Regions from separate parts of the Homo sapiens genome. Here region 1 is linked to region 2. Evidence: read pairs that join two places in POLR2A ChIA-PET (ENCODE). Cell type or tissue: IMR-90. All regions are shown on one strand. Each heading gives the region's core, and the rest is flanking DNA. Links, peaks and the distances in the headings are about the cores only. Region 1 overlaps LOC124906243 (a long non-coding RNA gene). Region 2 overlaps LOC124906243 (a long non-coding RNA gene).

Region 1 (12,756 bases), core at 2,622-7,621, 130 kb before region 2:
GTTTTTATTTTGTTTTCATTTACTTACAAATATATCTATAGAAATATATGGCATTGTTTTGGGACTTTTACCTTTTATTGTGAAATATTTACAGATTCACAAGAAGTTGCAAAAATAGTAGAACGAGATCCCTTGTACCCTTCACCCAGTTTCCCCCAGTGATTACATCTTATGTAACTATACAATATCAAAACCGGGAGTTACATTGGTAAAATGTGGGTATATAGTTCTATGCCATTTTATCACATATGTAGACTTGTATAACCACCACCACAATCAGGATACAGGATTATTCCATCAACAGATTATTCCATCACCTATCCCTTTATACTCTTCTCTCCATTCCACAACTCTCTCACCCAACCAACCACTAATCTGTTCTCTATCTTTATAGTTTTGTCGTTTTGAGAATGTTACATAAATGAAATCATACAATATTTGATCTTTTAAGCTTGTTTTTTTCCACTCAGCACAATGCCCTTGGAATTTGAGTCTGTTCTTGTTTGTAATATAAATGACATTGTGTTGCATGTATTCTTTTGAAATGAACTGTATGTCCCAGAGACCTTTCTCTTTCAGTATACTCAGATGGGTCTGATTCTTTTTAACTGTCATATAATGCTCCATAAAATAGATCATCATACTTTCTTAAGTTCCCCTATTGATTGTTGTCCATGAACTCTTCCCCCGTCCCCAACAAGGGGCTGCTTACAGAGCAGTCCCTTTCCCAAGCTCCTCTGCACAGAGGTCCTTACCCGTGAGTTGCACTTAGCCATGTGAAAAGCAGAAAAAATGGTGTTTGGGAGAAGGTGCCCCAAAGATTCCACAGAAGGAGTCTCAAAGCTTGAAGAAAGACTCATCAGCAAGTTCTCATGGCTCTTGAGTCTCTTCTGTTTAACTCTTTCCCTAAGAGGTGGCTTATCTTCTCATCACCCAGACCAATGAATAAAGCCAGAGGGAGAGGAGAAAAATAAACCAGTTATCTCCAGTTGCCCATTCATGTAAATGGCAATTCCCATGGCAGTGATCTCTGCCCCTGAGGCTCCAGAGAGACATCCTGCACACACACACTCTCACACAGACACAGACACACACACACACACAAACGTACTCTCTCTCTCTCTCACACACACATTCTCTCACACTCACACACACCCCCAAGGGAGGTAGGAGCAAGTGATAGAATGCCAATCAGCCTTCTTTTGACCTTTGCGTAGGATTAAGACCCTCTCCAGCAAGCATGTGATGAAGCACTGACTCTGGGGGGTGTTGAATATTAGGTAACAGGGAGGAAGTGAGATTCTGAGAACCCTCCTTTGACCCCACTGAAAGAACACAAGTCACAAACTCACAGCTCCATCCTGAAGGAAGCCTGTCATTGTTTCTGGGCCAGAAAGCTTTGACAAGCCCCAAATCCTAACCTCCAGAGCCCAGTCAAGACTGATTTCTAAAGACTCCAGTTCTGGGCCTCTCACAAATTCCTTATTTGCCTCCCCACCCTTCTCTTGCCACACTCTGAGCATTTGGTACAAAATCTTAGGGCTGGTATCTATGTCTGGAAGACTCAAAACTTTATTTAGAGTTTCCTTATTCTTTGGGAGAATAAGATCAGGCTCATTTTAATAGACTAAACCAGGAATCTAAACTGAAGGCAGAGGCCATGTAAACAAAACCCTTTTATGTGGTGACTCCAAATGAGTTTACTTTAACAAAAACAGGACAAGTAAATAAGTGAGGTTTACAAATATAAACTGCAAAGTTGCTGAAGTGTGAGATAAATTGTCTAAGGCCCTTCTGTTTAAATTCTCTGGCCTGGCATGTCTCCTTTTGAGTTTTTATCAGAGGGAATCTGGGAAGGAGAGAATGTTCTGTACAAGAGAAAAGAATTTCCCATAGTGGGGCCAACCAGTGATCTGATTAGAAGACCTCATGCAGGGGCTACCAAAGCTGACCATTCCTCCCTCCCAGGGTTCAGGGACATACCTGGCTGGTGATATCACCCCTGTTGAAGGGACTGTTAGAAACAGCTTGTTCTGCCATCATGACCCAAGAGACCAATGCAGTGGTGGAGGGAGTTAGGCAGTTGACTTCAGAGAGATGAGAAAAATTCCAGAAGATGTCATTTTTACTTGAGGGGAAATTTCCCTCCTTTATCCACCAAGAGGCAGTGGGTGTGCCCAGCAGGTGGAATTCATTATGAAGATGAGCATCCTTGCCAGTGGGACTGGTGACCTGGCATTCAACCACTCTCCCAGGGAAAGAATCTAAACATGGCATGAGATTTCATCTGAGTGGTTCCAAGACAGTTTTGGATTTGGAGGTGTGAGTAGAGTTCAAACCAGTACAAATATTGTGGGAAAAAGGCAAAGAACAGGGAAGGGGTGGCAAGATAACCTATATGCTGTGGGGTGCTAACACATGTTTAATAACTGGCTCTTGGAGTTGGAAAGAGAACTCTGATTTGCAGCGTTTGTGGATTTCTGTGGTGTAAAGATTCCCAATATGGGTAATTGCAAGTTAACAACAGGAAGTCACTCAGCTCACAAAATTCTTGAATATTAAACAATCAGCCTTTCCTAGCTGGTATGCGCTGGCTCTAGCACACCACTGCCTGCGTGGATCAGGAAGTGGGTCTTAAGGTTGAGAGTGGGAGTGATGGGGGCTTTTCGGGGGAAGTATAAAGTCGGAATCATTTTCCCAGTGATTTAGAGTACCGTGTGTTTCTTTGTTCATAGTACTTAGGATACTTGTTCAAGTATTCTGATACTTGTCTGCTTGCCCTCCTAGACTCCATGGCAGAACTGCATCTCTCTGGGTCACCGATGTGTCCTAGCATCTACCACAGTGCCTAGAACATAGTAAAGCAGTTTTGATTGGTCCAAAGATCTGTAGAATGCTACATTTACTAGTAAAGTACCTACTATGTGCTAGGCACTGTAGTTTTCCCTTGACAGGAAAAAATCCAATTCCATCTTCATAGCAGGCTTCTCAAAGTATGACAGGTAAGTCACATGGAGGGTTGATTACAAATAAAGTTATCTGGGCACTCCCCAGATCTTGCTGAATGTGCAGGGCCCAAGAATCTTCATTTAAACAGCTTCCTATATAGATTTTATGCAAACTTAGATTTTAAAATCACTTTCTCATAGGGTAGATCTTATTATTCCTGTTTTACAGATGAGGAAACTGAGGCTGATGGGTCTCAGTAACTTCCCCAAGGTTACACATTGGATAACTCAGGGGTCTAGGACACTAAGCTAGACCTTCCAGATGCCAGTTAATAGGCTAGATGGGCTCCCATAGAATAAAACCGAATGAATGAATGCATGACAGATGTCTCCACTGGGTGTGCAGTGTGGAATTCAAGAGGCAAGAGGGGAAGCCTGTAGGAGTCAATTATATTTGTTTTGGGGTGAAGTGATATGCCAGGCTTAGAGTAGAGACAGTGGACACAGTAAGACATTGAGATAATTAAAAATTGTTCAATGCTATGCTCTGTGTCAGGTACATTCAGAATATCACATCTTAAGTGAGCTTTACATTATAACTTCATTTAATTTGTATAACATCTCAGCAGGAGAGCTTCTGTCACCCATCATTTTTAGAGTGTAATTCAGGAAGAATAACTCACTGAGTTCACCATTAAGAAGCAGAGGAGCTGAGGTTGGAGCCCTAGTTTCTTTCCGTCTACGCTCCTTGGCCCCTAATAAATTGGGGTTCAAACCCATGTACTCTGATTACAGGGGACGTGAAGGCCATTACAAGGGAAAGTGAGGGTCAGCTGTAGTCGTGAGATTCCTACCAGCCCCAGTCAGAGGAGCTTTGGCAGCAGTTGGAAGAAACACAGCAGAGGAACATCAGTTGCCACGACCACTGGAAAACACAAGTCTATGTCTGTATGTTCCTGGAGAATGTCACTGTTGCTGGGGCATCCCAAGCACTGATGTGGACAGATGCTATCTGTTGGTAAAATGATTTCCTTATGGCTCTTCAGTAGCCTAGACCCTGCATTTTGTCTTATCCCATGGCCATGTGCAGGTCAAATGAGGCTGGGAACATCTGTTCTGAGGCAGTATTTTTTTTTTTAAGATAAAAGTCATCAGGGATGATTAAAACTTCAGAATGAAAGGAGGTGATTTCTGAAGAATGTTCTCTTTGTCATCTTTTCCTCCCGCTTCTTCCTCTTCATCTTCTCCACTCATAGTTTTGCACAGAGCTAATGACTAAGTTATGAAAATAAAAGTCTTGCTGGCTACAAGAGGCACATATTTGCATGGTGCGGGGGGATGGAGTTGAAGAGCTTGCATTTTGTCTGGGAATCATCCCTCATAAGCCCATGAGTTTGGAACCAACATGACACAGAATAATTAACAAGAAAGCCAGTGTCTGCAAAGAGGCATTCTTTAAAGAATGTCTAAGATTCTGTGGATGGGAAGAAGATATGACATGAGGCTGAGGAACAGAGGAGGGGACATCAACCAAATGGCTCTGCCAGGGCCTTGCTTTTTATTGACCCACTCTTGCTGGTCTTTCCTAAAGCATAGGAGTGTGAGGCTTCCTGCATCATCATTGGGATTATAGATTGACATAATCTTTCTGGAGAGCAAGTAGGCAAAATAGCACAACCTGAGATGGGTGCCTACCCTTGACTATGGTAAACCACTAGGGTTTTGGAGTTGTTACTGCAACATAATTTAGCCTCATCCAGAATGAAACAGTAGGTAATGACTTACATTTAGGCAAAAAATGTTTGCATCCTACAATAGATCCCTCTGTAGATCTAAAATAAGAAGATTCTTTACACTTATTGATATGCAAGACTCTCTGTATTAGTCGGGTCCTCCAGAGAAACAGGACCAATAGAATTGGAATTGGCTCATGCAGTCATGGAGGCCAAGAAGTACCACAGTATGCCACTTACAAGCTGGAGAATCAGGAAAGCCAGTGGTGTAATTCAGTCCAAAGTCCAAGTCCAAAAGCTTGAGAACCAGGACGAAGTGTGAAGGCAGGAAAAGATGGATTTCCCAGCTCAAACAGAGAGTAGATTCTCCCTTTTCCTGCCTTTTTTGTTCTATTTGGGCCCTTAATGGATAGATGATGCCCACTCATGTTGGTGAGAGGGATCTTTACTCAGTCTACTGATTCAACTGCTAATCTCATCTAGAAATGAGCGTAGTGTTAGTAGTGCCTCATGGTCACACCCACATATAATGTTTTACCAGCTATCTGGGCATCCCTTAGTCCAGTCAGCTTGACACATCAAATTAACCATCCCATTCTCCAAGATACATTTTCAAGTAGAAAAGACCTCTAGTAGCATGCATGGCATGAACCCAGTTTGGTAAAGTCACACATGGAAACTGTAGGTAGCCTTATGTGTTTAAAAGTTGGACTGCACAATACCTTCCTGCTTGTGGCATTTGGAACAAGCTTTTCTGCAGGCTGTTCCAGGGCACCGATTCTTAGGTGGACTCTTTCATGATTTTGGGTTCTCAGCCGCCTAATTGGTACAACATTATAAATACTCAGGAAGCCAAAGCCTATAAAAGTCCTATCTTTACTCTTGTCTCATGACACACAAAGTATGTGGAGTTCCCAGCACGTAAAGATCTCACCGGGTGCTGAAATGTGTGGAAAGTGCTTTATGTTGATGTGTTTGGGAAGACAACTCCCCCACCTCCCTGTGTGGCTCCTTTTTATTCTGTCATTCATTATAGCATGTGGTTGCCCAGGATTTATGAAAAGACGTATTCTATTTATACCACTTCACACAACTCTCTATCTCACACTGCCCCCTAATACCACCACCGCCACTAGTTAGAAAGTGAAAACTGAACTCAAGCTTTGGCAGCCTCACCCCTCCTATTGGTGTTGATTGCCCATGTGACTGGCATGTGGTTTTACAGTGGCTTTGTAATTTCTCTTGGCGTCCTGTAGGCAAAATGTGTGATGGTTCATATCAGCATTTTCTTGGGCAGCCAAAATTCTAGTTATTAGTAAACGTGGGTCTCCCCAGCCTTAAGATGCCCTGAAGATTTTAACACTAACACTACTACTACTACTAGTAATAGTTGTATTAGTATTAAAATTAACAGCAACGATCACTTATTTAGTGTGAACTGTGCTAGGCCCTGTGCTAAACATTTCATATGCCTTATCAAATTTGACCCTCACCATACACAACCCTTTGAAGTAGCATAATGATAATCTGCAGTTATCTCATAGATGAGGATGTGAGGTAAATAGCCCAGGGTCACGTAGTTGGGAAGGGGCAATGCTGAGATTGCAATGCAGATAGCTGGGACTCCAGATTTTGAGTTAGAATTTCACCCTTTTGGCCCAAGGCTTGTTAATGATGAGGCACATACTTTAAGGTGACCTTCACTCCCCACCATAATTTTCCATTTAGTCTATAAGGCCTGTATCCGAGTCAGCAGAGGGAATGGGAGAGAAAGGATCAAGAAATCTACCATTAAGCCACAAAAAAACCTCAGCATTGCTGCCTCTTGGCACCCCCTAAAGTGAGATTGAATAGAGCTCAGAAAGAGCCAGCCTGTCTGCCCAAAAGCTGCCACTCTCATCAATCCATTGATCACACACACTTTCAGCCACCCTGCCAGGTATTCCACATTATTACACAAGACAGCATCCACCTGCAATTCCCGGGGACCCATGCCTCCTCTCCAGCATAAATCCTTTCCCTCTCCTGCAGTGCTCCCAAAAATGAAATGGACAAAAAATGCCAGCCACTTAACAACCCTTCAGGCAATTGGTCCGTTTTTCTTTGGCCTAAAGTTCTATCTTTTGACAGCCAGTGTGAAAGGGTAGAGGAAATCATGATTTTAGATAATTCCACCTTCCTCTAGCTTGGTAACCTCCTCTCCAAGGCCATTCATGCAGCCTACTTGGAACACCTTCAATCTCCATCGCTACCAGTGAAGCTAGAAAAGTCATTTCCTTCTCTTGGGACTAGGTCCGGATGCCTTAGGATAGCCGACAGCGCCCTTTAGAACCTGGTCTACCTTCACCTCTCAGCGTCGCTGCCACCTCCCTTCGTTGAACTTCCTTCAGTTCTTTCTTCAACATACCATGTTCTCTGAGATCTTGGAGCCTTTGGCTGTCCAATTCCCCCTCCACCTGGAATACTTCCTTTTATGTCAAAACTGAACCCACTTCCTTCCCCTGAGTTTTACTCGGTAAACCCACTTATCCTTTAGGACTGAGCTACATCTCACTTCCTGTGGGAAGCCTTCATTGACCACCACCACCTGGGCACACATCCCTGAAGTAAATACACCTTCTACCCCACATTCCCAATCCCTCTGTACTTCTTATCAAAATGATCCTAAAGCTTAGCACACCATTTCTTTGACCAGTTGATCCTTTTCTGATATTCACTTACCTTAATATTCTTACAAGTGTATATACAAAATTGCTAGTGAAAGGAGTCTATGCCCTAAAGGAACTCTTTACTAATAAGGCCACTGACCACTTTACTAGCTAACTTTTTTGTAAGGCCACTGGATTGAGAGAAAGCTATGGTTCCCATTGCTTCTGTGAACTGAACGGAATGTGTTTTTTAAGTTTATTTGGTGCAGATGGATATGGTGGTAGAAGCCATAACTCTGGATCCTGAGGCTATACCATACTTTTTTTTTTTCCACTGTCTGAAATGTGTGCTTCTGTAAAGCTTTCTCACTTGTCAAAAACAGAAGAGGGAAGGGAGATTACATGTCTGCCTTACTCATTGTGTAGCCCTAGGATCTTCTGTGTCCAGTGGAAGAGAGGAGCTCAGCTGCACACGCAGCTTAGCCATCTTCATTCGTTCATAAGCAAACATTACAGTCTGTAGCCTTATCGCTGCTACCTCCCTCTTCTGCAGCCACGGCAAAAACTCATAAGCTGGTTATCACTAAGCTTGTATTTTTCCATGCCAAGTTTTCCTCCTCATCCCTGCTGATGGAAACATTTGCTTTCCTCCTGGGTTTGCAGTCGGTCTACTCCCACACCAACTCTGCCCAGCGCCCCTGCCCCCTGCAGGTTCTTTCTGCTTTTATTTGAACGCATCACTTTTGGCAAGAAGCAAAGCTCCTTTTGGCCATCCTTACACTTCTGTCACTCTAAAGCCCACTTGCCTCGCATGTGTTACAGCCACAGAGTCACTGACCACACCCCTGTCCCCTGCGCCTATCTTACCCAAGTGCAGGCCACCGATGGACTGGGGGACCATCCCAGGGCCCTCTTGGATGGCCTTGCCATCCCTGTTCCCTTGGGAAGGATGACACAAAGGAGGCATTATGCCAACCTCCATCTGAGCAGGTCCCTCCCACCATATTGCTGCTGTTGCCATAAAGACCAGCTAGGATACGTTTATATTAATTCAAATGCTGTTTGGGGATGGGTATGCAAAACCAAACAACACCACCTGCTGTGGAGAAGTTGCAGGTGTGCTGCACGAAGATTAACCCTGCTGTGTGCAGCTTTGTTTCTGTGGTGACCACATGTGCTTCTTTCCTTGGAAATGCCTCAATTTGCTGTGCTGGATTTGTTAGAGTGTGGGCCATTTCTGGGAAGATCAGTGTGGTGAGTGTCCATCCTTCTGTCTTTGTGCCTCTGTTTCTCTCTCTGCCTCTTTCTCCCCTTCATTCACACACACATGCATGCACGCATATACACACACTTATTTTTAAGGATGGTTTCAGCCTCTTAGGGGAGATTAGTGCACCCTATATAATGAGAGGAGGCTGCATCTGAAAAACATCTGTTGGGCAGTTTGCTGCACTGCAGAATTAACTGAGTCCAAGTGGACAAATATTTGAGCCTGGTTATGGGCTGAGGCATTTTAGCAGAGTAGTTTGGAGAACTCATTGCATTCTCCTCTGTTAATGTATTGCAGCTAGAGTGTGCCTACCAAGGGGCTGGGACCAGATCTGGGGAAATCTGCCCCTCCTTCAGCAGGCTGTTCCACCAAATGCCCACACCAGCACTGGGTCCTGCAGAGTGACCTGCACACACCTCATCCCACCAATAAACATTCAGTCTCACCGTTGGGTCTGTGTCTGTCTGGTCTGCACATCCTGCGTCTAACTGGCCTGTGTCACATGGAACGCCCCTTGAGGGCAGGGTGCATGAGTGTGCCTGACTGTGTGTGTCCCTGTGCCAGTTTGTCACTGAAGTGCTCTGGCTAGAACTCCTCTGCAATGTTGCATATTTTATACAACCAGGTGTAAAAGTATGTCTGTGGCCAAGCCTGCAAAATGTCTCCTGCAAACTGGGATGTTCCCTTCCAACTAGGCAAACCAGGAAAAGAGCCTCCGTGTTTCAAGGACAGGGGTGAGGGCCTGCAGGTCCTGCTTCCTCCTCCTCCAGAAAGGATACTTGCCCTGCCACCATCAGCCCTCCAAACCCTTATGGAGGGGCCTTCACAGGGCTGCAGCTTGGGGGCCTGTTGACTAGTGCCAAAGAGTGTATGTGCAGAAGCCTCCCAGCCCTTGGCCCATGGGGGCTGGGTGGTGGCAGACTGTCCCCAACAATGCCCCACTATTCCATCCAAAGTCCAACAGAAGGGCCAGTGGGAGCAAAGTATAGGCATCCCTCCGTAGGAAGATGAAAGCTCACTTCCTTTTCACCCCCACTGTACCTTCTGCCTTCAGATTACAGCCGCTTGGTGGAGGCTCAGTTCTTTGATGAAGCCAGTGGCACAAAGGACATTGTGCAGGACTCACAAGGGCAGATTCAGGGCCAAGACCCCTCTGTCATCAGGGCCTGGGAATAAGAAAATGCCAGGAATTGGAGAAGCCCTTTCAGTAGCTTGCCTTTCTCAGAATGAGTCCTCAGGACCATGGAAAATATTTGGGCCTCTCTTCCTGACAGGTAATGCTGTTATTTCATCAGTGACAACTCTACCATGGAGACGCTGATTTTAGACCTTGGAAGTTGTATGGGACTATCACAGGACCATGGCCAACCTTTGGAGTAGGCACTCCTGGGTCCCTGGCCCCATCTCCATTTCTACTTTCTGCTCCCTGAAGCTAAAATCTGTTGAGTTCACGATCTTCATTCTGAGAAGCTGGGATCTTCTGCATTCATCTGTACACAGTTCTTTCCAGTCTCCCTCCTGACTTCAGTGTGCTAAACCAGGTACCTGAGGAAGGCAGGATGCAGCAGGTTTACTCCATCACATCCAGATCAATAACCATTAACATTGTGCATAGATGGAGTCCTCCCAGCACTCTACAGAGTGGGCTTTGTCCCTCATCTCTTCTGGAAGTGCTGATTAAAAAAAAAATTCCTGTAGATCTCAAGCCCCTGGATTCTTAGAAACCCTCTGTTCCAAACAACCCAATCTACTCACTGCCCCTAACTGCCTGGTTCTTAAACAAGAGTGTGTTTCAATATCACCCAAGGAGCTTTTGGAACGTGGATCTCCAGGGGCCACATGCAGATTTTGATTCTGCATGTCCACCAAAGCCTAGGAAAGGCCAATCTATTAGGCCCTTCTGTGATTCTGGCATAAGTGGTCACCAGATTTCACTGGATGGGGCAATGCCCTATTGGATGTGCAATGCCAGGTGTTCTGGGTCTATATGTGTCTGCATTGTCTAACAGCTGTGAAATCTTAAGTCTTGGGGGGGGGTTCCTCAAATTGCCTGAAAGTCAGTTTTTCCTTCTAGAAGAATCATGAAAATCATAACACCTCTCTTCAAGGACTGACATGAGCACGTTACCTAGCACCAGGTACCCAGTGCTAACAAATGCCATAGGCTGCCATTGTAATACTGTAACTGTTCATTTGATTACCTGCTCTCAGCCTGTATACTTATTTAGAAGCCCACCCTCCTATTCTCAGCATTCCCATTTATTTCTTCCAGTACTGTAGGTTCCTTAGTGCTCCCTCCTCCTAAAGTGGCCTGACTACCTGCTATTTTTCTGTAGGTTTTTATAAATCTCTCTGCTCTGTCTCTTAAGAGGTTTGTCATAACCGTGTCCTCATTAAGCCCTTTTTAGAACACAGACTGGCCTTTTCAAAGAAGAGGTCCTTCAATTAGCCTATTTAGAAGAAATGGAATTTTCATTAGGGGCACAGACTTGTATAATACACAGAGAGGTATGACCTTAACAACCTCTCAGCCTCTTTCACCTGAGGCCAGGCCAACTCCCTTGACACTAGCCAAGGATTCGTTTTTACACTTCCCAGGCATCGCCCTGCTTTGCTCCAACCCCCATCCCCTGCAGTATTTGACCACGTGGCACCCACAGTTACCTAAAGTAGGATGCAAATAGGAATGCCTTGAGAGACTTGACCATAGCCCCCAAATTCCTAAGCTTATGACTTGCAGCACCTGCCCACGAGGATCGATGTGTCTTTTGGCTTCAATGGGGAGCTATTGGATTCTCCACCTTAGGAAGGTGCCCAACAGCTGCTGTGGATGGTCCCATTGTCCAGGCCTAGAACTAGTCAGAAGGGAATTTTCCCTCTCACCACCATCTTCTATGTGTTCAAGCCCAGTTGACTGGGTGTTCCCACCCATGCACTCTCTCATTTAGTGACCTTTGCTGCTGCTTCCAGCCAGGAATCTTTCTTTCCTCACACTGAAATGCCAACATCAGAACCTGGGTTTAGTCTTTGTAGTAGAATGGCTTTTGTACAGTCAGACCAGCCCTGTTTAGAAAAAGGGTTCTTACTTTTTTCTTTCTCAGAGCTCAGACTAACTCTTTAGGAATCTGTTGGGTTTGGAGAAAACTTCCAGATAGTAGGGTTGCTTAACCTTGCTTTGCTCTCTGTGGGGGGTTATACATAGATCTCCACCACACTTCCATCCTTCTAAGTCTGCTTTTCACTCTCAATTCCAGTATTGTCTCCATAGCCTTGCTACTATGTTAAATGATCATGTTCATCTATTTATGGGTTTCTGTATTGCTTCTCTCCCCTCACTAAACTGTGAACTCTGAGGACTTTGACCATGTTTTGATACATGGCAGGCACTAATTAATTTCAAATGAATGAATGAATGAATGAAGCAAAGAAACAAGCTTCATTCATTGGACACCATGAATTTCCTGGCCAGGTGCTATGTTTAATATCTTCACTGATATTGTATTATCCATTTCCTATGAGGAATAGTTCGTATTCCAGGATGAGCCATGAGAGTGCCAGAGGGTAGCAGGGTCTTCTCAAGTAGATATACAGACTCTACCCCAACATAAAGAACAGCATGTTCTGAGGCAGAGCAGGTGTGATTGCAAGGACACCAGCACATACTAGACCTTCCGAATAACTCTCCAACCTTTCTGGAAGGGGGAAAAAAAAGACAAAAACCTTTTCAACTCAGCATAAGAGAAAACCTTATCAAGAAGAAACGTTGGCTTGAATTTCCACTGAGTTAGAGCAGCTTGGGTAGGGGGATGTCTTGGAAAGCCAGATTTTCAGGGCTTGTGAATGGAAGAGGAGAGGGCAGTGTGTTAGGGTGGAGGCTGAGAATGTGCACCCAATAATGGGATGTCTCCCCGCCCTTAATCTGCAGCCTGTGCACCAGCGGTGTCCCTTGCATTAGCCTGCTGACTAAAGTCTGAATTCACATTCCAAGCAAGCAGGAGGCTCAGGGTCAGACCGTGGCTTGAATCCAGAAGTGAGTGTGAGCACAGACACTGCCTGGACAGTGGGGCAAAGGGGAATCTTGGACATTGGCCTCAAGAACCCAAGGGATGTTGCTGGGATAAGTTGTAGGGATGGGCAAGGGCATAGGAGCAGCCTAG
Region 2 (12,756 bases), core at 4,041-9,040:
TTTTTAGCATGAAGTGTTGCTGAATTTTGTCAAAGGCCTTTTCTGCATGTATTGAGGTAGTCATGTGGTTTTTGTCTTTGGTTCAGTTTATCTGCTGAATTACAATTATTGATTTTCATATGTTGCACCAGCCTTGCATCTCAGGGATGAAGCCCACTTGATCATGGTGGATAAGCTTTTTGATGTGCTGCTGGATTCAGTTTGCCAGTATTTTATTGAGGATTTTTTCATCAATGTTCATCAAGGATATTGGTCTAAAATTCTCTTTTTTTGTTGTGTCTCTGCCAGGCTTTGGTATCAGGATTATGCTGGCTTCATAAAATGAGTTAGGGAGGATTCCCTCTTTTTCTGTTGATTGGAATAGTTTCAGAAGGAATGGCACCTGCTCCTCCTTGTACCTCTGGTAGGATTCAGCTGTGAATCCATCTGGTCCTGGACTTTTTTTGGTTGGTAAGCTATTATTGCCACAATTTCAGAGCCTGTTATTGGTCTATTCGGAGATTCAACTTCTTCCTAGTTTAGTCCTGGGAGGGTGTATGTGTCAAGGAATTTATCCATTTCTTCTAGATTTTCTAGTTTTTGCGTAGAGGTGTTTATAGTATTCTCTGATGGTAGTTTGTATTTCTGTGGGATCAGTGGTGATATCCCCTTTATCTTTTTTATTGCATCTATTTGATTCTTCTCTCTTTTCTTCTTTACTAGTCTTGCTAGTGGTCTATCATTTTTGTTGATCTTTTCAAAAAACCACCTTCTGGATTCATTGGTTTTTTGAAGGGTTTTTTGTGTCTCTATCTCCTTCAGTTCTGCTCTGATCTTAGTTATTTCTTGCCTTCTGCTAGCTTTTGAATGTGTTTGCTCTTGCTTCTCTAGTTCTTTTAATTGTGATGTTAGGGTGTCAATTTTAGATCCTTCCTGCTTTCTGTTGTGGGCACTTAGTGCTATAAATTTCCCTCTACACACTGCTTTGAATGTGTCCCAGAGATTCTGGTATGTTGTGTCTTTGTTCTCATTGGTTTCAAAGAACATCTTTATTTCTGCCTTCATTTCATCATGTACCCAGTAGTCATTCAGGAGCAGGTTGTTCAGTTTCCATGTAGTTGAGTGGTTTTGAGTGAGTTTCTTAATCCTGAGTTCTAGTTTGATTGCACTGTTGTCTGAGAGACAGTTTGTTATAATTTCTGTTCTTTTACATTTGCTGAGGGGTGCTTTACTTCCAACTGTGGTCAATTTTGGAATAGGTGTGGTGTGGTGCTGAAAAAAAATGTATATTCTGTTGATTTGGGGTGGAGAGTTCTGTAGATGTCTGTTAGGTCTGCTTGGTGCAGAGCTGAGTTCAATTCCTGGATATCCTTGTTAACTTTCTGTCTCATTGATCTGTCCAGTGTTGACAGTGGGGTGTTAAAGTCTCCCATTATTATTGTGTGGGAGTCTAAGTCTCTTTCTAGGTCTCTAAGGACTTGCTTTATGAATCTGGGTGCTCCTGTATTGGGTGCATATATATTTAGGATAGTTAGCTCTTCTTGTTGAATTGATCCCTTTACCATTATGTAATGGCCTTCTTTGTCTCTTTTGATCTTTGTTGGTTTAAAGTCTGTTTTATCAGAGACTAGGATTGCAACCTCTGCCTTTTTTTGTTTTCCATTTGCTTGGTAGATCTTCCTCCATCCCTTTATTTTGAGCCTATGTGTGTCTCTGCAGGTGAGATGGGTTTCCTGAATACAGCACACTCATGGGTCTTGACTCTATCCAATTTGCCAGTCTGTGTCTTTTAATTGGAGCATTTAGCCCATTTACATTTAAGGTTAATATTGTTATATGTGAATTTGATCCTGTCATTTTGATGTTAGCTGGTTATTTTCCTTGTTAGTTGATGCAGTTTCTTCCTAGCCTCCATGGTCTTTACAATTTGGCATGTTTTTGCAGTGGCTGGTACCGGTTGTTCCTTTCCATGTTTAGTGCTTCCCTCAGGAGCTCTTGTAAGGCAGGCCTGGTGGTGACAAAATCTCTCAGCATTTGCTTGTCTGTAAAGGATTTTATTTCTCCTTCACTTCTGAAGCTTAGTTTGGCTGGATATGAAATTCTGGGTTGAAAATTCTTTTCTATAAGAATGTTGAATATTGGCCCCCACTCTCTTCTGTCTTGTAGAGTTTCTGCAGAGAGCTCAGCTGTTAGTCTGATGGGCTTCCCTTTGAGGGTAACCCGACCTTTCTCTCTGGCTGCCCTTAACATTTTTTCCTTCATTTTAACTTTGGGGAATCTAACAATTATGTGTCTTGGAGTTGCTCTTCTCGAGGAGTATCTTTGTGGTGTTCTCTGTATTTCCTGAATGTGAATGTTTACCTGCCTTGCTAGATTGGGGAAGTTCTCCTGGATAATATCCTGCAGAGTGTTTTCCAACTTGGTTCCATTCTCCCCATCACTTTCAGGTACACCAATCAGACGTAGATTGGCTCTTTTCACATAGTGCCATATTTCTTGGAGGCTTTGTTCATTTCTTTTTATTCTCTTTTCTCTAAACTTCTATTCTCGCTTCATTTCATTCATTTCGTCTTCCATCGCTGATACCCTTTCTTCCAGTTGACCTCATTGGCTACTGAGGCTTGTGCATTCATCACGTAGTTCTCGTGCCATGGTTTTCAGCTCCATCAGGTCCTTTGAGGACTTCTCTGCATTGGTTATTCTAGTTAGCCATTTGTCTAATTTTTTTTTCAAGGTTTTTAACTTCTTTGCTGTGGGTTCAAACTTCCACCTTTAGCTTGAAGTAGTTTATCTTCTGAAGCCTTCTTCTCTCAACTCGTCAAAGTCATTCTCTGTCCAGCTTTGTTCCATTGCTGGTGAGGAGCTGCGTTCCTTTGGAGGAGGAGAGGTGCTCTGATTTTTAGAGTTTCCAGTTTTTCTGCTCTGTTTTTTCCCCATCTTTGTGATTTTATCTACCTTTGGTCTTTGTTGATGGTGACGTACAGATGAGTTTTTGGTGTGGATGTCCTTTCTGTTTGTTAGTTTTCCTTCTAACAGTCAGGACCCTCAGCTGCAGGTCTGTTGGAGTTTGCTGGAGGTCCACTCCAGACCCTGTTTGCCTGGGTATCAGCAGCGGTGGCTGCAGAACAGCGAATATTGGTGAACCGCAAATGCTGCTGCCTGATTATTCCTCTGGAAGTTTTGTCTCAGAGGAGTACCCAGCTGTGTGAGGTGTCAGTCTGCCCCTACTGGTGGGTGCCTCCCAGTTAGGCTACTCGGGGGTCAGGGACCCACTTGAGGAGGCAGTCTGCCCATTCTCAGATCTCAAGCTGAGTGCTGGGAGAATCACTGCTCTCTTCAAAGCTGTCAGACAGGGACATTTAAGTCTGCAGAGGATTCTGCTGCCTTTTGTTTGTCTGTTCCCTGCCCCCAGAGGTGGAGCGTACAGAGGCAGGCAGGCCTCCTTGAGCTATGGTGGGCTCCACCCAGTTCGAGCTTCCCGGCCGCTTTGTTTACCTACTCAAGCCTGAGCAATGGTTGGCGCCCCTCCCCCAGCCTCTCTGCTGCCTTGCAGTTTGATCTCAGGCTGCTGTGCTTTCAATGAGTGAGGCTCCGTGGGTGTAGGACCCTCTGAAGCAGGTGCGTGATATAATCTCCTGGTGTGCCATTTGTAAAGCCCATTGGAAAAGCACAGTATTAGGGTGGGAGTGACCCGATTTTCCAGGTTCCATCTGTCACCCCTTTCTTTGACTAGAAAGAGAATTCTCTGACCCCTTGTGCTTCCTGGGTGAGGCGATGCCTCGCCCTGCTTCAGCTCACGCATGGTACGCTGCACCCACTGTTCTGCACCCACTGTCCAGCACTCCCCAGTGAGATGAACCTGGTACCTCAGTTGGAAATGCAGAAATCACCCATCTTCTGCAGCGCTTACGCTGGGAGCTGTAGACTGGAGCCATTCCTATTCGGCCATCTTGGCTCCACCTCCATTTAATGTTAAGTTTAATTCAAAATCCCGACAAGATTTCTTGTAGATATAGACAATGTTACTCTAATATTTACATGAAAAGGCAAAGGAGCTAGAATATCCAAAACAATTTTGAGAAGGTAGAATACAGTAGGAGGTATCAGTCTACTCAATTTCAAAACTTATTATACAGATATAGGAATCAAGACTGGTAGTATTCGTAAAGGAATAAACATATAGATCAATGGAACAGAATAAAGAACCCAGAAATAGAACCATATAAGTACAACTTGATCATTTTTAAGAAAGATGTAAATGCAATTCAGTGTAGGAGCAATAGCCTTGTCAACAAATGGTACTGGAGCAATTGAATATCCACAGGCAAAAAACAGAAACAAAACCTTGATGTAAACCACACACATTATGCGAAAGTTTATTCAAAATGGATCACAGACTTAAACATAAAATGTAAAACTGTAAAACTTTCAGAATAGAAGCATAAAAGAAAATCTTCAAGATCGAGGACTAGGCAAAATGTTTTTAGATCGAACACTGAAAGCATAATATATAAAAGGAAAATATTGATAAATTGAGCTTCACCAAAATTTTTAACTTTCTTTCTTCAAAAGACCCTCTTAAAATAATGAAAATACAAGGTATGGATTTGGAGAAAATACTTCCACTCTACATACCCACTAAATGACTGGCATCTAGAATATTTTAAAAATGCTAAAAACATACAATTCAATTAGATAATGGGCAAAATATATGCAAAGACACTATATTGAAGAATATATACAAATGTCACATAAGCCCATAAAACAGTGGTCAGCATCATTCTCCATAAGGAAAACACAAAACCACAATGAAATATCACAACATACCTATGAGAATCAGCAAAATAAAAAATAATGCCGAAATCAAATGCTGTTGAAGATATAGAGAAATTGAGTCACACATAAACTACTGGAGGGAATGTAAAATGTTACTGCCACCTGGAAAACAGCAGTTTTTTTAGAAACTAAACATGTAACCACCATTGACCCAGCAATTGTACTCCTGGGCTTTTATCCCAGAATAATCAAAACTTATGTTGACACTAAAACCTGTGCATGAATGTTTATAGCATTCTTATTCACAGTAAAAATCCCAAACTGGAAACAACCCCAATGTCCTTCAATGGTTTAAACAAATTATGGCATATCCATATCATACCAGCAATTAAAAGGAATTAACTATCAACACACAGAACTTGGATGACTCCCCAGAGAATTATGCTGAGTGGAAGAGAAAAAAAAAGCCAATCTCAAAAGGTTACAAATTGTATGACTCCATTTTTATAACATTCATAAAATGACAAAATGATAGAAATGGAGAACAGATTAGTAGTTTCCAGGGAACAGCAAAGAAGGAAGTGAGGCTAGAAAAAGGACAATGTGAGGGATCCTTGTAGTGATGTAAGTATTCTGCATCTAGACTGTATCAATGGCAGTATCCTGCTTTTTTGTACTGATGTTTTGCAAGATGTTGCCAGTGGAGGAAACTGGGCAAAGGGTACTAAAAGAACTCTGTATTATTTCTTACAACTACATGTGAATCTATATTATTTCAAAATAAAAGTTTGAAACAACAATAAACACAATAGACCCTTCACATCAAAATATTAATAGAACTTTTATTGCTTCTTTTCCTAAATTACTTTTACTAAATAATTTCTCTGAACTGAGTTGGTCAGTGAGGACATCTGGTTTCTTCCAGACTTGCTGCATTTCTCTCCACCACTCTGTCCTCACCCTAGACCCTTTCAGGAAAAAGTTACCTGGGCACTTTCAGCCTTCCCCTGCTCAGTAGGCCTGGTCAGATTTCCAGACTCAGTTCTCAGAGCTTTCTTCCCTTATCATACAGCACTGGAGGGCATTCTGGAGGCCACCTCTCTACTAAAATTAGGGGTAATTAAGGAAACAGACATAATCCAGTTTCATTCATTTGAAATGGTGAAGCAGTCAGCAGTCATACATCCTCAATAGAGATGAAATACAACAAATAGAGAAGTATTAATTTAGCAGAGAAGGATATGGAAGACTAATAAAATTAAGAGAAAATGGAAAAGCAGTAATAATTTATTAAAAACTGTTGTTTGGTGAGGTATTAATGTCTGGGGCTCACCATTAGAGTGGAGAACCTTCAGCAGCATCTACACAGAGCAGCCATTTGTGGCTGGAAGGGGTGGGCTCCATGAAATGTCCCTTATATTCCTTGGGTGCCTGGTTGCCGCCTCCTGAAATTAGCCTTTCATAGCACCATGGACCTTATATCCCTTCTTAATTGTTTCAGATTCATTTTGCTGTAAGTGTGAGACCCATTTCATGCAAGATTTTATTGAAATCTTACTGGTACACAACTAGCCATTTACTGATAGATTTAGTGGGCAGATTTTCTCAACCACAGCACAAAGTTAGCTTCGAAGGGCTGGAAAGATAACTCCAAGGGAGTTTTAATATATTATTGTATTAGTGTTTATTGCTAGTGTTTTGTTTGTAAAAATTAAATAGGTTTCCCAAAGCACATACCTTTTGACCCCACTACATTAACAGAGGCTTAATTATTTACATGTGTCTAAAGTTTGATATTACAAAAAGGAATTTTTATACATTTTTAAATACTAAGATGTAATATCAATTGATGATAATTTCAATACATACCCAAATTATTTATTGACCTAATACCTGTATTTCCTTATAAAGCCAAACTGAGTTATAATAAATGCTATACCTTGACCTTGTTATCATCATAATTTGTTTTTATTGTTAGAAAAACCTATATATCACATGACATGTGTAAGAAAGGGAGGAGGGAAGAAGCTGATTTATTTGCTCTCCAACAAATCATATTCACCTTCTTCCTTGGAGGCCACTTGACCTCTGCAAACCCATATGTCATCCATCTCTCTGTCCTCCAAGCATGTGGTCACTGGTTGTGGGTGGGTTCTACACTCTGTGTTTGTTTTGATAAATGAAGAGCTGGCTCAAATACCATGTGTGACCTGACCGAGACTGAGTCTCAGGTTTCTGACATGTGAGGCTGCCATGGAGGTTTTGTTGAGTGTAGAGAGAAATGGCCACAAATTTGAAGATGTTGTCTATCTCTAGAGCTGGTGTTATTCAGTCATGTTGGGCAGATTCTGTTTTCTGAAGGGTGAAGAATAATGGAGATGGGATTATTCTTGAATGCTGCTGATTCTTTGGAGTTTGCTGAGTTGCTTTAGGAAATAAGAAATGAATCGGAGGCCCAGGTAGTTCCTCACTGCCTCCAGGACCCAGCATCACTGGGTCACCCTAGGGAGCAATGATAAAGAGAACATCAGGGACAATATCCCTGGCCTGGACTCTGGTCACCTAAGAAGGGGCACCCTTGGCAGTGACAATGAAAGAGAGAAAAATGTAGTGGATTCTACCTGATGAGGATCCCAACTGGAGTTGTTCTCAGATCATTTTGTGAACACACAGGAGAGAGCAATTAGGGAAATTCAGAGAAAATTTTAGGGTATTTGGAAAGGTAGAATCAACACAGTACTCAGAATTAGGATCCTGGACATTTGGGAGTTAAACATAAACGTGACCCCATTTTACCATCACTGACTGAGGAGGCTTACTAATTTGGTATATGACTATATCTGCATTTATTAATTTTTTCTAACTGCAGTATTTCCAGAACTTTACATGCAGTAACTTGGTTCTTAAAAAAGCCTTGCCAGGGTTGGGCGTGGTGGCTCACACCTGTAATCCTAGCACTTTGGGAGGCCGAGGCGGGCGGATCACGAGGTCAGGAGATTGAGACCATCCTGGTTAACATGGTGAAACCCCGTCTCTACTAAAAATACAAAAGTTAGCCAGGCGTGGTTGTGGGCACCTGTAGTCCCAGCTACTTGGGAGGCTGAGGCAGGAGAATGGCGAGAACCCCGGAGGCGGAGCTGGCAGTGAGCCGAGATCATGCCACTGCACTCCAGCCTGGGTGACAGAGCGAGACTCCATCTCAAAAAGAAAGCCTTGCCAGGCAGATATTGTCCCCATTTGACTTATAGGATTAGTGAGGCTCAGAGTGTTGAGTAATTTGCACAATGTCACTCAACTGCTTGAATGGTAGGTGTGTCTGTTCTCAAAGGCTGGGCTACATCTCCTCACTAGCTGTATCCCCGATTTCCAATCCTGGGCTTGATTCCAAAGGATACAGGAGTCCTGTGGAAGGATAGGCTTGCTACACCTTGAATCCCACTTAGAAGTTCACCTGAGGGATGGCTCTTGACCATGACTGGGCCGGTCATCACACCTCATCCTGTAGGGAGAAGGGGTAGAGCACATGGATAGAGGGAAGGAGGAGGGATTTCCTAAGGGTGATTGTGTTCTGGCCCAACAAATCCACACTGTCCACTATATCTCCCCATGTGAGGAAGCGATTTATCACTTGGGGGTGGGAGATCAAATGGGTGAGGAAGATTGCATCACACAGAGCAGAAGCTTCAAGGGCTTGCCTCACAACTGATTCATTGCAGTGATCTCCAGAGCCTGAACCCCTGGGATCCAGGCCATCATCTCCCTGACAGGAACAGATAACAAACTTGTTTCTCCCCACAACTGATGCCTGAAACCAATCTCAAACTGCCCACCTCTTCCCTGGAAAACAGTCCTCATAGATGAGTAACAAGATTGCCAACTCCAAGGGCACCAATTCTAATCTGTCTTGTCAGGTCAACCCAGACAGATTTCTTTCTCAGAAAATTGATTTCTTCAAACAATTATATAGCAAGCATTTGCCATTCCCTTAAAAGATGGACACAATGACAGAAAAGAAGCTAGAACATAGTATCCATATAATTTTTATACCACCCGTTGCAGACTGAGACAGAGATTAGGCTGGGTGACATGCAGTGTGTGTCACCCACATAGAAGTGGCAAAAATTATTTAGCTTAAAATAAACGGTTACCATGTATAATTAAAACTTTCAAAGAGTTGTCCATTGATCGAAAAACATGATCCCCTGCTCTTGTTTCCAGCTGTATGTGGAGCTGATTGGCTCATTTAGGGGCAATATGCCTTTGATATTTGAATCCGTCGTTCACTTTAACTTTAAACAGACAGGCTGGGGAGAGGAAGCTGGGCTGGTGATGTGCTAATTCTTGTTTGTGATTTACCCCCGAGAAACTATAAGAAACCTGCAACTTATTGTACATTAACAACTGAAACTGGAGACAACCACATCTGGTTTGTTGGTTGGTCCTCCCCCACCCCTCCCTCTGCTTTTTTAAAAAAACACAGCAACCCAAAATGCTCAAGCTAGATAGTTTGATTAAAATGGTTAATTTATCAGGGATAAAAGGTTGGAGGATAAATTACTCCCGAGAGAAAGGTTGAGTCATTTTGCAAGACGGGTTATAAGCATCAGTAGATAAAAGCAATTTTTTTAGCCTATTATGGAATTTCTCAAAGCCGTTGTATAAAGAATGTGTGGTAAAGCTTTTAAAATGGATTCAAGTTTTGCAGTTGGAGGGCCAAGTGGCTCTGAACCACTGGAGTAGTCTGTCTGGTACCGGTTTTGGTCTCTCACAGAGGCCCATGGTCCTGAGGAAGCAGATGGGGTGTGGGTTGGTTTGAGGTAGGAAGCAATCAGCTTAATAAGGGGCCCCTTTGTCCATTAAAAATATATTTTATGATTGCATTGGTGTGAAGAAAAATATATTAATATTATATATGAAAACATTTTAAACTCTTCCTCTCACTCCTCCTCTCCCCTTCCCTCTTCTCTGCTTCCCTCTTCCCCCACCCTGCCCCTCTGTTTCCACCTGCTTTCCTGTCCATTCCTTTCCTTGTTTCTGGCTTTGTCTATCCACAACACTCTCCATAGTCTCTTATCCCGGCCACTGCAATGTCTCGCCTGCTGTTTTTCTGACTCACCTTTGAAATATTCCTTTGACTTTAATTAAACTCAAGGGCCTGGAAAACTCATTCATTCCTGTCTTTAAAAAAAATAGACAAGCATAATTTCCAGGCCGTTTTCTTGATTTTCAGTTCCTACACTTTTTTCAGCTCTCAACGACTGTAATCTCTTCTTTCACACAATACTTTCTTTTCCCATAGTCAACCAACTTGGCCTCATGTCAGTTGAGCATTGATTTTTTTTTTTAAGAAAATGCTACCGATAAAGAAGCTAGCACAATGAAAAGGATCCAGTGGCAATTGGAATGAATGGCCCTACATTTTCAGGCCTTCTGAAAATGATTTTTCATTTATGAGATGCTTTTGACTCTAGTCCAGACCAAAACAAAGAAGGGTCAAATTTTCCTGAGAATCACAATGTAGTGACGCCTGGGATTTATTGAGAAAATCTTTCATGATGAGATTTCCAGTTCATATTTCCAGGTGTGGAAAGTGTTTTCCCAGTTTAATGAGAGCACCAACAGGGTAGGTACTTGCCTGATTCAAACAGGTAAATAGATTTGTGGTCTTCCCATTACACGTGGGTTTTATTGATTCTACCGCTGTTAGTTACATGGGATTAAGATGATGTTGAAATGAACTCACCATGCTCAGGTCCTAGAGAGAAAATCCATGACTCATATGGATGAGTCTTAGTGAATGAGGTTTGCTAGAGGATTGTGTGTCTCTTGGGAACTTCAAAGCTCAGAAAAGAAGCTGTTTCTTAAAACTAGGCAGGAAAACCATTTATGAAAACTCTGGCCATGATTTCAGAGCACATGAGAGGATGGTGAGGAAATGAGAAACCAAATGAAATGCCAAGGAAAGAAGTTACCATTTTCTGAGCTTCCACTGTGTTCTGGACACATCACAGACAACATCTCATTTCATCCCTCTCAGGAGACCCAGCAGGAAAGTATTCTCTGTGAGCAACCCCACTGCAACCACCACCCACTTAACAGGTGAGGAAACGAAGGTGGAGAGTCTAAACAACTTGCCCAAGTTTACATACAGTTGCTGTATAAACCCTTTTGCGATTCTTTTGCCTTTGAAGAAACCATTCTTCCAGCATCTCTTCTTGGAGACTTAAGAGTAGAAGCTGTTTATATTAGGCCTTCCAGAAAAGTGACGTTTTTATTTAAAAAGAAAATATTAGCATGTTGTTGGAAGCTCCAAGTCTCCTATGGTAGGACAGGAATCCAGCTAGCGGGGAGGGACTTGGGGGCTGGGGAGACTGGGCATGCACCAGTGAGGAGCCGGCCATCAGCCATCTGCTCTGGGCACTTTATGTGGTTCCTTCACCCTTCCGGGCACCACATTACAACTGTCACAGCAAAGTCCTTCGGGGTGATGTGATACAAAGATGACATTCCCATTTATTAAACTCCTTGAACGAAAATAAACAGAGGGAAATTATTAAATATTGCAATATCGCATATGTTGTGTCTAATTTAGGATTCACCATAGACTAAAATCATCACTGTTTACAAAAACACTATCTGAGTGCTGGGTACTTTCAACGAGATTCCTCACATGCAAGGAAAGCACAATACGCATGTTTTCTATTTGAATGCCAAACTCAGAGAGGTTACCTTATTAAAAACCCTAGTTCATATAAATGCCAGGTGTTTTTAGAAAATATCATAGTTCATAAATACTGCATCCCCTCAGATCATCTCCTCAGCCTCTGTCTTCAACATGGTACCAGGAAAAGTGTCAGAACTTGCAAAACCACTTTGAATCCACAAATAAAGGGTGGGTATTAAAAAAAAAATTCAATGCATAAACCCCTGGGAATAATGGAGACAAGCCAAAGAAAAGGGCTTGTCTTTTCAGGAGCTCCCAGAAAGGAGGAAAATCCTCCAGAGAGGCTCCTAACTGGGTGGAAAAAGGCTCAAAATGGAACCAAAGTTTAATTGCCTCTCCAGGAGCCAAGCCAGGCCTGGAGGGAAAATGGGAGACAGGTCTTTGATTCAGCGCATCTGTACCACAGGGGCCTCACCATGTGCAGGCCAGCATGATCCTCCCCCTCCAGAATGTGTTCGCACTTCCTGTATCCTTCCCCAATACACACTAATGCACCTGTGGGGTGGGGAAGGGGCTCTCTTTTAGAGACAAGCTTGGGCCCCAAGAAGGAAATTACATAACAATAAAGTCATTCTGGGTTTGTCTCACTAACCTATAAATTAAGCCTGATCCTGTAGGCCAGAGTGGAAAGGAGTTTGCAGATATTTTGAGCACCCATCTAGTCCAGTGGTTCTCAAAGTATGGTCCCTGGACCAGCAGCAGCATCAACATCATCTGGGAATTTGTTAGAAGTGCAAATTCTCAGGCCCCACCTCAGGTCCATTGTATCAGAAGGTCTTGGTGAGGGCCTAGCATCCTGTACTGTAACATGTCCTCCAAAGGATGCTGGTGCTGATGTGGGTATGCATGCTGTATTTTCAAAATCACTGGCCTGGTTTACTAGGTAATGGTAACCCCCAGGGCTATGCCTTCCTGATTTTATGCTGCCGATAATTGAATGCTTGCTGTCCTTTAATTTAATTTAAGCATTCCCACAACTTTTGTGGTTGGTACTAATATTTTTCCCATTTTACAAATGAGGAAACAGATATTCAGAGATTAAAGAGTACTCAAAACACTGACCTAGTCAATGTGAGAATAAGGTTTAAATCCACAGACAACACTGTTTACATGCATTACGATTCTCCACACTGGAACTCCTCTCCTATCAGAAATATCTGACTTGCGAAAGGAAACTGTAAGAATCAATGAGACCTAATACAGAACATCAGACTGTAGGCTTGGGAGAAATGTTAGAATCCACCCTTCAACTTACATATAAATTCTCTACAGTAATG

The links. Peaks named below come from ENCODE experiments on the same cell type or tissue, not always from the same donor. Only the 100,000 strongest peaks of a DNase experiment are listed, where the experiment ranks them.
Region 1: POLR2A ChIA-PET joins it to region 2 with 5 read pairs; 4 of 35 experiments call an interaction of 5 or more read pairs at or near these places.

What each region holds. Positions count from the first base shown.
Region 1 is chr3:55,333,105-55,345,860 of GRCh38, reverse strand. All of the region lies in intron 1 of LOC124906243 (a long non-coding RNA gene), which reads left to right. Among named protein-coding and RNA genes, the nearest start is that of LINC02030, 110 kb to the right of the region's middle. In IMR-90, for the core only: no CTCF peak of the experiment used is centred there; no DNase peak of the experiment used is centred there.
Region 2 is chr3:55,200,319-55,213,074 of GRCh38, reverse strand. The region is part of intron 2 of LOC124906243 (a long non-coding RNA gene); the gene reads left to right. Among named protein-coding and RNA genes, the nearest start is that of LINC02030, 20 kb to the left of the region's middle. In IMR-90, for the core only: no CTCF peak of the experiment used is centred there; a DNase peak (open chromatin) is centred at 6,924; H3K27ac peaks cover 136 bases.